2 separate regions of the Homo sapiens genome follow, and region 2 is linked to region 1. Evidence: chromatin loops called from intact Hi-C (ENCODE). Cell type or tissue: GM12878. All regions are shown on one strand. Each heading gives the region's core, and the rest is flanking DNA. Links, peaks and the distances in the headings are about the cores only. Region 1 has its middle 120 kb from the start of NFKB1-AS1. Region 2 has its middle 88 kb from the start of SLC39A8.

What was found. A loop is a pair of places that touch in the nucleus more often than their neighbours do. Peaks named below come from ENCODE experiments on the same cell type or tissue, not always from the same donor. Only the 100,000 strongest peaks of a DNase experiment are listed, where the experiment ranks them.
Region 2: a loop joins it to region 1, with 4 times the contacts of the local background. A loop is called at or near these places in 2 of 110 quality-filtered maps.

What each region holds. Positions count from the first base shown.
Region 1 is chr4:102,622,880-102,628,257 of GRCh38, forward strand. No RefSeq gene overlaps it. Among named protein-coding and RNA genes, the nearest start is that of NFKB1-AS1, 120 kb to the left of the region's middle. In GM12878, for the core only: CTCF peaks have their summits at 989 (motif pointing right) and 2,893; a DNase peak (open chromatin) is centred at 2,853.
Region 2 is chr4:102,254,736-102,260,113 of GRCh38, forward strand. It overlaps a transcript of SLC39A8 not described here. Among named protein-coding and RNA genes, the nearest start is that of SLC39A8, 88 kb to the right of the region's middle. In GM12878, for the core only: a CTCF peak has its summit at 3,161 (motif pointing right); a DNase peak (open chromatin) is centred at 3,105.

The DNA of each region.
Region 1 (5,378 bases), core at 308-5,307:
GATCTCTGCTCTCCAACCTCTATGCTCCGTAGTTCCTTAAACGCTGCACAAGAAGTCCTGGGCTTGTAGACACCACAGTTAGCGTTCAAGAGGCCCTGGCCCTTTAAGATCCTACCCAAAAGAAAGGGACAAGCAAGTTTATCTTAGTTGTGTTCTGCAGAAAGCTGGAAAGACCTTGGCTCCCATTTTCTCAGATAAATTGGAAAGGAGCAGAAATTGGTTCTTGTGGAAATAATATTCTCTTCAGGCCAGAAGGATAGCAGATGAAACAAATTCTTGAAAACTTTTCTCCCAGGATTCCTTCTTGGGATCCAGGAAGCAGAGCTGGTGATGAAGATAGTGAGATGGAACCCTGAGGACTATGTTGGGGACACATCAGATCAGGGAAGGCTGTAAGTCGATGCCCAGTAGCAGACAACCAGGTTACTAGGTCTGTTCCCTGGCGAAAAGAGATCGATATTTTCTTCATTTCAAAACTGTTTCGCAGTTCCCTTTTTCCTTTTCCTAAAGCAATAATGCACAACTTATTTTTTGGCTTTAAAAAATTGAATGAAAAACTTCATGTCGTGGGTTTTTTTTTTTTTTACATTTCCAGCATCCCTTTTTATCACCTTATTCAAATGCAAATGTTCAAAAGTCTTTTGAAATAATTTTTTTCTGTAATTTTGAAAAAAATTCGCAAAATAAAAAACTTTAAATGTAAATGTTTTCATTTAGAAAATATTTTCAAGTACTGACTGTCATAGCAGCCTGAGAGGTGAACAGGGAGGGGTTTGAATTCCTGCCATTGTCCACAGGACAGAGTTGCTGATGTGCTGGAAGGCCCCTGGTCTAATGTAAAGAGCAAAGGCTGGGCCGGGACTCAGTCTTCAATCCCCATACTGTGCTCCTTGGCTTCACGCTGCAGCAGTGCGTCACGGAACACACAACTGTTTCAAAGGGGTGGGTCATGCCCAGGAAAGGGAAGAAGCTTGCCAACAGGGGGCTCTGAAGTATTATCCAAGGGTGGCCAAACAGCAGGAAGCCAGCATTCCCTCAACAAATGAACTCAGCTCCAGCACACATGATGCTTGGCACCGGTCCCCAAGAACAGGCCCAGGAAGAGGCCTTGAGTCCATGCTGACTTTCTTCCTCCTACCCACTCCTTCCAGCCCCACTCCTTTTGCTTTGGGGCCCTCAGAAGCTTTTTTTCTCCACCACTTGCTTCTTTCTGCCACTTCTTTGTGTCCCTTCACCTTCCCTCAACAATTCAAGCCAGGACCCCCAAAAAGCTATCCATGGGCCACCCACATTAATGCAGAATCCTGCCTCCCAGCTGAAGCAAAGCCTGGCCTAGGGAGGCCAAAGGGATCAGAAATGACATCCCCGTAAAGACCCATCGTAATCCCACAGACAGGTCCTGCTACAGGAGCAGGGCTGCCAAAAAGCAACATTCTTGTTCTCTTCCTTTAGGTCCTGAAGCTCCTGCCCCTCCACCACTGCTGCCAGCGACCACAGTAGCAGGGGGAATTTTACCTCCCCAGTATATGGAGACCATATATGCTCAGGAAGTGCATATATGCTCACAGATGAGCAAACCTCTCAGGCCTGATTGATGCAAGCAGTCCTTAGCATTCTTCTCCATCCCAGTTTTGATCTGGGAAGGTCAAAGCCACCATTTGGCCCCGCCTTCCTTTACTGCCTAGCCAAATGCACATCTTGAATGATGAGCAACATATGCACACAGCGTGTGGGCCAAGGACGATTTTGGTCCCTCCACCAGCAGAATGTAATTCCTTTCCCCAAATCACGCCCATAGCTCACAGTTTTGGCCCTTTCCTGATTGTTTTGTTACTAAGCCTTTAAATAGCTCATCTGACTTCTCCTCTGTCAATCATCTATTCAGGAGGCTTGGTACCAAGTTTTCATAGATCCATAGTAAGTAAATTTGAATTAAAAAGCATTTATATGCCACACTTTTGCCAAGGTAGCAACAGTGGATGGAAATGAAATACACATGCTTCTCCACTTACAATGGGGTTATGTCCTGATAAACCCATTATAAGTCAAAAGTGCACTTAATACCTTGATAAACCCATCATAAAGTCAAAAAGTCATAAAATCGTAAGTCAAACCATTGTTAAGTCTGGGACCTGTCTGTAACCAAAAGACAGGCAGAAAGTAGACAAATTTGCTCTGTGGATCTGAACCTTGTGATCCAGCTATGCTGGTGCTCAGCCTTTATTAGCCCTGGATCCATGGAAGAAACCAGAGCTCAGCAAACAGAGACGCCCTTTGGGTTCCTTCTTTCTCCTTCCACCCTTCCTCCTCACCTCCCTCCTTCCTCTTTCTCCCTTTCTCTCTCCCTGTGTCTATCTCTTCTCTCTCCTTTCCTTTCTCTCCTTTTCTCATTGTCTTCCTTTCTCTCCCTTCTACTTTTCTCTCTCCCCTCCGCTTTCTCTTTCTCTCTTTTCTCTCTCTCTTCCTTTCTCTTTCTCTCTCACCATTTCTTTCCTTTTCTCTCTCATTCTTCTTCTCTCCCTTCCTTTTTCCTTTCTCTTTCTCTCCTAGTCTCTTTCTCTCAACTCTTCTCTTTCTCTTTCTTTTTCTCTTTCTCTTTTTCTCTTTCTCCCACCTCTTTCCCCCTTCATCCCTCCCTTCTTTTCTTTCTCTTTATTTCCTTCTTTAAGGTACTTTCACATTCATGCATTCCTCTGGGGCACTGGCATCCAACTCCCTGAAGCCCAGAAGGTGAGGGGTTTGGGGAGCAGCCCTGCAAGTGTTTCCTTAGGCTCCCCTCGCCTCGCTGAAGGCAGCAAATGCCCTGTACTCTGGGGAAGCCTCCAGGAAGCCAGCACCCTGGCCCAGGGCAGTCCCTTCTGCACACCACTAGCCTCATTTCCTGAGCACAAGAGGCCTCTGCTGGAAGAAGCAGAACTTTGCACAATCATCCAACAGCTGGCTTGCCTATTGCTACTCAATTTTATTTTATTTTATTTTATTTTATTTTATTTTATTTTATTTTATTTTATTTTATTGCTTCTGTAAAATTGGAAAAACCTTACCAAAAAAAAGGAATTAGAAATTTCTTCAGCTTTCTGCCTGGATTTTTCTCCTTCAACTCAGTTCATGAAGCCTGTTGATTATTTTCCCTCAGTACAGAAGGCTTAAGTTGCTCTTTCCTTTTAGCAAGCGGAATCAAAGATTCTTAGGCCTGAACACTTCAGCCACCACCAGCCTTATCCTTTGAGGGATGATATTGATAAACCAACATTTATTGCATTTACTACATTTATATCTTTATTTTATTTAATCCTCACAGGAACACTGTGAGATAGTTATTACCATTAATCTCAACTTCAAGATAAGGAAACTGAGGCTTAGAGGTTAAGTGATTGGTCCAAGGCCAGTACCGGGAGGTTCAGTATCAGAGCATGAGCCCATAGCCCTTGCACCACATGCAGTCTTCACACTTACACACGCACGTGCATGCACACACAATTTGGATCTTTGACAAGGCAAAATTTCATTCATGTTTGTAAGTTGACTAGTTAAAAATCTTTTCATTCCAATACCAAAAATATGGGTAGGGAAGCATGCCAGTCACCCACTTTGGCTTGAGAGCTCATTGTAAAAGAGCAGGGGCCCTTCCTTCACCCACTTTGGCAATTTTTTTTTTTTTTTTGAGATGGAGTCTCGCTCTGTCGCCCAGGCTGGAGTGCAGTGGCGCCATCTCGGCTCATTGCAAGCTCCGCCTCCCGGGTTCACGCCATTCTCCTGCCTCAGCCTCCCGAGTAGCTGGGACTACAGGAGCCCGCCACCACGCACGGCTAATTTTTTGTATTTTTAGTAGAGACGAGGTTTCACCCTGTTAGCCAGGATGGTCTCGATCTCCTGACCTGATGATCCACCCGCCTCGGCCTCCCAAAGTGCAGGGATTACAGGCGTGAGTCACCGCTCCCAGCCCACTTCAGCAAATTATGTCCCCAACAGCCTTCCTCACTAGAGGCACCACTGCCACTGCAGCATCCCAGCACAAGGAAGTAGGTGACGCATCTCCCAACAGGACACCCAGGTGCCCACACTGCCCTCTCCAAGGCCCAGATATGTTTGACCTCAAAGACCCATGTCTTTATCCACGAGGATGCTTTTAATGATAAAATGAGAATGCCTGACTATAAGTGGGCTAAACAAATAAGGGCTTTAAAAAATACCATTACAAGATCAGCGATAGATACATCGATATTTTACATGGAATCTTTCCCTTTTTAAATGTTAGCATGTAATTCAACTTTTTAAAACACAGTCTAGACCATGACCTGCTGGTCAAATATGACCTAAATCTTCAGGATGACAAGGCAGGGTGCGGGGGGATCCAGGTCCTACCTGCTCCTCTCCCAGGCTCACTGCTGCCCCCGACACCTCCAGCTCTCCTGTCTGATGCTGTTCACAGCCACCACCCAATGCCTGCACACGTTCAGTTCTGCCCACCTCCCTAGATTTCTTCTGATGGCTTCACACAGAGGCAATGATGATTGTAATAGCTCACATTTGGTGGATAGTTATCATGTGCTATCAATAATCTGTGCATTATCTCCTTTATACCTCACAATTAACCTATGAAGCAGATACTGTTGTTATTGTTCCCATGTTTAAAGAAACTAAGGCACAGAAAGACTCAGTAGCCTGTATCCAATGAAGAACAGCCTGCTACTGGTGGATCTGGGACTGAAACACAAGTAAGTCCGATTTCAACGCCCACACCTTTAACTGCTGTATCAATTAGGATGCTTTGGGTTGTAAAATCAGAACACCTGACTACAAGATTAAACAATTAAGCCTTTATTTTTTACCACATTATAATAAGACCACAGTTAGATGGTTGCAGGGTTAATTTAGCAGCTAAACATCTCTGACACCCCCTGTCAAATATGTTTCTTTAAGATCACCAAAAAAAGGCTGCAGCAGCTCCAAGTGTCAGGCCCTCAAATAGCTTCTCAATTTTACCCAACAGCAGAGGGTTTTGCCTCAGGTCTATCCCTTATCAGGCAGGGAAACCTTCCCCCAGAAACCCCACATTAGACATCAACTTATGATTCATTCTTGAAATGTGTCATGGGCCTAACCCTACATCAATCACTGGCAATGGAGACTAGGATTAGAATAACAAATTATGATTCAGTCTCTGAGGCTGGACATGGCCACCTCTATTAGCAGAGAGGAGGAAGATCTGGCTGTGAGGTGGCCAGCCAACACTGTCTGCTCCAACTACTGGCAGTGGTCCAATAAATTTTACAAAACCAACAAAAAGTAACAGGAACAGAATCAGAACAAGGGGGTTGTTCCCACCTAAATTATGAGGCAGGGATGAGTGCTAGTTCTCAAACAGAAATTTTCGT
Region 2 (5,378 bases), core at 157-5,156, 370 kb before region 1:
CATGGCTTGTCAAGGTATATAAGTTATTCCCTCAGTTATCCTGCTCCTGCTCTTAAAAATCATATGGTTCTATACATAGAATATTATTTCAACACCATTATTTGTTCTGAACTCAAGGTTGTTTAGGTTATAGATTGAGGCCCCTTTTGGCTCCAAAACTTTTCAGTGGCATCAAATGTTAGTTACCCTCTCATAGTTGTCACTGAGGAACAACCTTCACTTTTGATGTATTAATTGTGCTAAGTGAAAAAAAGTAAAATATGTACAATGTTTCTATGTATTCCAAAGTGAAATAAAAATAAATAGAAATTATCCATGAGTTTTGAAAGATTTTTGCTCACCACTACTGGAACATAATAGAGATTTTACTATACTCTGCCTAGGAAGTTGACTCCTGACATTGATAGTGAAGTTCCAGAAAGTGCTGAGGAACTTTGCTAAATTCAAGAGCTGGGAATTTTGTTTGAAATAAATATCTCAATATTTAACTGCTGTATTAATTAGAAAAATTGTATTGCAAGAAACAGAAACCCAAATCAAATTAGTTAAAGCCAAAAAGGACATACTGAGATACTAGAATAACTTGGGTAACTTACAAAATTGAAGGAACTAAAGAAAAATAACTGAAAAGTACTAAGGATGTCAGGAACTAGAACCAAAGACAACACAACTCTCTCCAATCAGTCCCCATAGCTTCTACTGTTTTCTCAGCATCCATCTCATTTTCCCGGGTTTCTCCTTGTGCCAGGAACATGACCACCAGAAGCTCTGGGGTCAAATACAAGAGGCAAGAGTTTTGGCTCTCCACATCCTTAGAAGTTTCTGTGTAAAGATTACAATTGACCCAGACTGGGTGACTTGCCCAGCTTGTGGCAAATGGGTGAGGTTAAGTGCATTGGTTGACAATCTCCAGTAGGGGTTGGGAGAAACCAGTTTCTAAAAGGAAGAGTGAAGCTTTTACATGGACAAGGGCAGAAGTCAAGGTATGCAGAAACAATCAACAGAAGTGCATTACTCCAAACATATCCAGCAATGATTTTAATACCACTTTCACCAGTTTTGTCACCACAAAGTGACAGGACAACCCAGCTCCTAACTTATACAATGTCATCTTTATGACTATTCTAAAATGCTTTGAACTTTTTCATCTTAAAACACCAAAGGATCGCTATGACAGCGCAGGTGCTTTTTCTCACGTGCATCCTTCTACGAAATGCTTAGACATGAATTCTGAGGCTTACTTTTCACAAATTAAAAGATTTTTTCATGGAAACACAAAAGATACAAAAAGTAGAAAGATCCATATGAAGCACCTTCCTCCACAGTTTCTAAGCTTCTAAAATCAATGTTTCCCAGTTCATTAACAAGCTCGTACATAATTATTAGAGTAACACCATTAAGGTTAGCACATACAATGACTCCCAAAGAAAAAACATTGTCTATTTATAAGCATTGCTGTGAATGGGTGGAACGTCTCAGCAATACAGTCACAAGCAGCAGTCCCGGTGTTCTCACTCAGATATTCCACGTAGCACTTCATAGTATGCTTTAAGTGAGGGAATGTGACCTATAGATACATCTACACGAGAAGGATTCCCATAAGGCATAAACTGTTCAATAAACAATCATAAAAATATATTCATTCTTCCCTATCTAGAAATCTATGTCTTTATTTAAAAATACGTGATGATTCATGCTTAAGGACGTGTTGTTGGACAGTTGGTTACAGTCTTTTATCTAGTCAAAAGATTCTTATCTGCCAGAAATGTGATAAGTCCACTTATAACTAGTCTCTCAAAACATCCTAGATATTTTTCTCTGTATGCATAGTTAATCATACAAATTAATCTAACCTAATGCCATCTTGTTACCCTAAAATGTTTAATGATAATGGCTTATCATCTTTCATCCCCATAAATTTTCTCCTTGCTTTCAGTGAGCAGCAACTTCACTCCCATATACGCACTTGTTGTGTATTCCTTCTCCTGCCAAATTCACACAGTCACCTCCTCTTCCAGGATAAGACGTTTACTGCTGATAATCACAGCCACAGGGGAAACAAAGAACTGCCATGCTCAAATGAGGGTAAGGTGAGGCAGGTCCATTAATTTACAAAGGGACTGATTACAAACATGCAAGTGGGGTGCAGGGAAACCACAGGTGATGCTACATGAACGCAGGGCTGAAGACAGTAGAGCTGTTACTACCCCTAGGCCAAAGGGACAGAGAGATAGTGGGCACCAAAACCAAAGGAGGGGAATCTACAGGCAGGTGCTGGCCCAGCAACAGTTTTTTAGATGAACTAGGTACGGAAATTGAGAATAAGCATTTATAAACTTCAACAGTAATCCCAAAGAATAATTGTGTCTAATAAAAAATGAGGTTTATCTAATAATAAAAATGGGGTTGGATTTTCTATGTCTTTTTTTTTTTTTCCAAGATGGAGTCTTGCTCTGTTACCCATGCTAGAGTGCAGTGGCATTATCTCGGCTCACTGCAACCTCTGCCTCCCGGGTTCAATTCTCCTGCCTCAGCCTCCTGAATAACTGGGATTACAGGTGTCCGCCACCACCCCCAGCTAATTTATTTATTTATTTTTAATTGTATTTCATTTTTCTAGTAATTTCTTTGAATTCTATCTATTTACAGAAGTGCCAGCTATTGATAAATTGGAAATAAGGAAAACAAGCTGGGCCTTAGCCACAGATATTGTAAGAAGCTTTTCTGTAGAGAAGGCCTTCTTGGGCAAAACAGGCAGCCCAAGGATACCCAGTAGGAGGATAGTCAAGGAAATTGATACTCTATCCTTCCTCTCTTCACTTCCTCCAGTCTCTTGTCGAAGTTCTCCATTTGGCTATACCCACTGAGGTCCATGTGGGTCAGTCTCTGGAGGCAAAAAGCAGGATACAGAAGGGTGGAGAGTGGATCCCCATCCTGTACAGTTGAAAAGTCTATGTCCCCAACATTGCAAATGCACGAAGTCCCATCACCACAGAGTGATGTCATTTAGTCACGGAGTAATGTCTCCCTGTGCCACTTACCAACTTACTAACACTGAACTCCAAATTCACTCTAAATACATGCTCTGTCATAATGAACAGAATTCCTTTAGCACCCATCCTTTACAGTGAGCATGATATTGAGCTGTCTCAGTAGAGGGCGCTGGAGGGATACTGCAACAGGAAAGGGCTCTCCTGCTGTTTGCAGCTGCTGCAAGAGGTCAGCAGTGTGGGTGGGAGGGCTTTTGTCATGCTCTTCCCTGGCTGCATCCCTGAGCATGGGGTTCCTTTGCAACTTCTCAGCTGCAGCCTGGCCTAGCATTAAAAATAGAACCCATTACACAGGTTTGTTGTAAGTAAGTGTTTTTTGTTTTTTGTTTTTTTTTTTGAGACGGAGTCTTGCTTTGTCACCCAGGCTGGAGTGCAGTGGCGCGATCTCGGCTCACTGCAAGCTCCGCCTCCCTGATTAACACCATTCTCCTGCCTCAGCCTCCCGAGTAGCTGGGACTACAGGTGTGTGTAAGTACTAATTTTTAAAGGGCAGATATAATCAGTATATTAACATGCAGTTCTCACAGGGGTAACTAAAAACAACTTTTAATTTTATTCCTCACTGTCTGCTTGGGAGTGAAGGACTGGCTAGCCCTTCTCCTACCCCTGGATGAAACTTGGGGTGGCACAATGGCTGTTCTCACACAGGACTTTGGAGGGAATATAAAATCCTACAATTACTTCAAGACACAAACATAGTCTCAAGTCAGTTATTGAAAATGTCCAATCCAATGCATCAATCAGTAATTCAATTTGTATTCAAAGGTAAGACTTCTGGGAAGGAATCCTTCTCTTTTATTTCCTTACTCCCCACTGTTCACTAATTGGCTTTTGGCCCTTCCAGGGTTAAGTGCTCAGATGAAGGAAAGAAAAGGGGATAAAAAAGTTCATACTTGACAGATACTGTCAAAATGTTGCTTAATGCTGTCTGTCTGACAGATGCTTAAGACTAACCTTTCTTTTATAGACACTTTTGGGATTCTTCAGAGGGGTTCCTGCCAAGTGATGTATTCTAGTTCTCCAATTGCCCCACATGACTTAGTCCTTGGTTTTCCAGAAGTTCACTCAGTACTGACCTTCTTCTATTTTCAAGATAGTACCCCTCTTACACAAGATTTTAAATTGTTCCAAACCAGAACTTACACACCACTCGGCTCACACTAGACCATGGGAATATTCGTCTACCTTTTATCCCAACAAACTCTACGACTGAAGGTCAAGCTGGGGTAGCAACAACTCTCCTCACTTCACCTGCAAAAGCACTTGCCAGACCTCCTCTGAGCCTCTCTACAGACACCACCCGCAGTGTCTGTGAGGTCTGCTAATGGAGCTTGCCACAAAATACAGACTGAAACAAGTTTTATAAACTTCCTCAGCTTTTTGAGAGAGGGAAGAATTTCCCATTTGAATTCTTCCAAGGAGATTTCCCCCTGTACTCATAACTTTTCATCTTTATTTTTCTTTCCTATGACCCCTAAGCAAACATCCTGTTGGTGACCATAAGCTTGGCAATAAATTATCCACGTGTTGCCTCACTGGGGTTTTACTACCAGTTGGTCTATACTGTTGTGGGAATAACATGCACAGTCACTGCAGAAGGAATTAAGCCATTGTATAAACTTTAAAACATGCAAGCCCACCCATTAAAATTGTTCCTTGTTATTCTTACCGTATATATCCAAAGTAAATGAAGTTGAGATTTGATGTCATCAGTAGCCCATTTGATTATCTACAAGAATCAGATAACAAACTGGTATTATGGGGGAGAGATATAAATAGGAAATCAGTGATGTGCTCAAACTGTAAATCTAGCCCCGCCATGGCTTATTTCTATACCAGTTGCTTAGCATGGCCAACCCGAAAGTCAACGATTTTAATAGTCCCTGAATAGTATTATGATGATCTCTGGTTACTTAGTAGGGCCCTACCTAGCAGACTGTTTCTGCTTTACCACATTTGGATGTCAGATCCAACTTTTCTTGCACTGACTGGCTGTAATAACCCATATGGGGCAGGGGGAGAAATAAGTGGTTTTTTAAATTTACTTTTGCCAGTATGTGTTAATAGTACTTAGTTTCATAATTCTGGATGTGGCTCCAGTAATCAGAAGAGCTTTAAACAGAAAGATCAAAGTCCATAGAAAAGAGTTTTGTTTCCGTTTCCTTAGAATATAGATCATCCTGTGAAAAACATAGGATTTCTTCAAGGTAAATAAATAGTACTCACAGGAGGCTAAGGCAGAGAAACTATAATGACAAGTAGTTCAAGTGTGTAAAGAAAAATACTGGTTATTAGGAAAGACTGCTCAGATGGGCCAGTATAATTAAA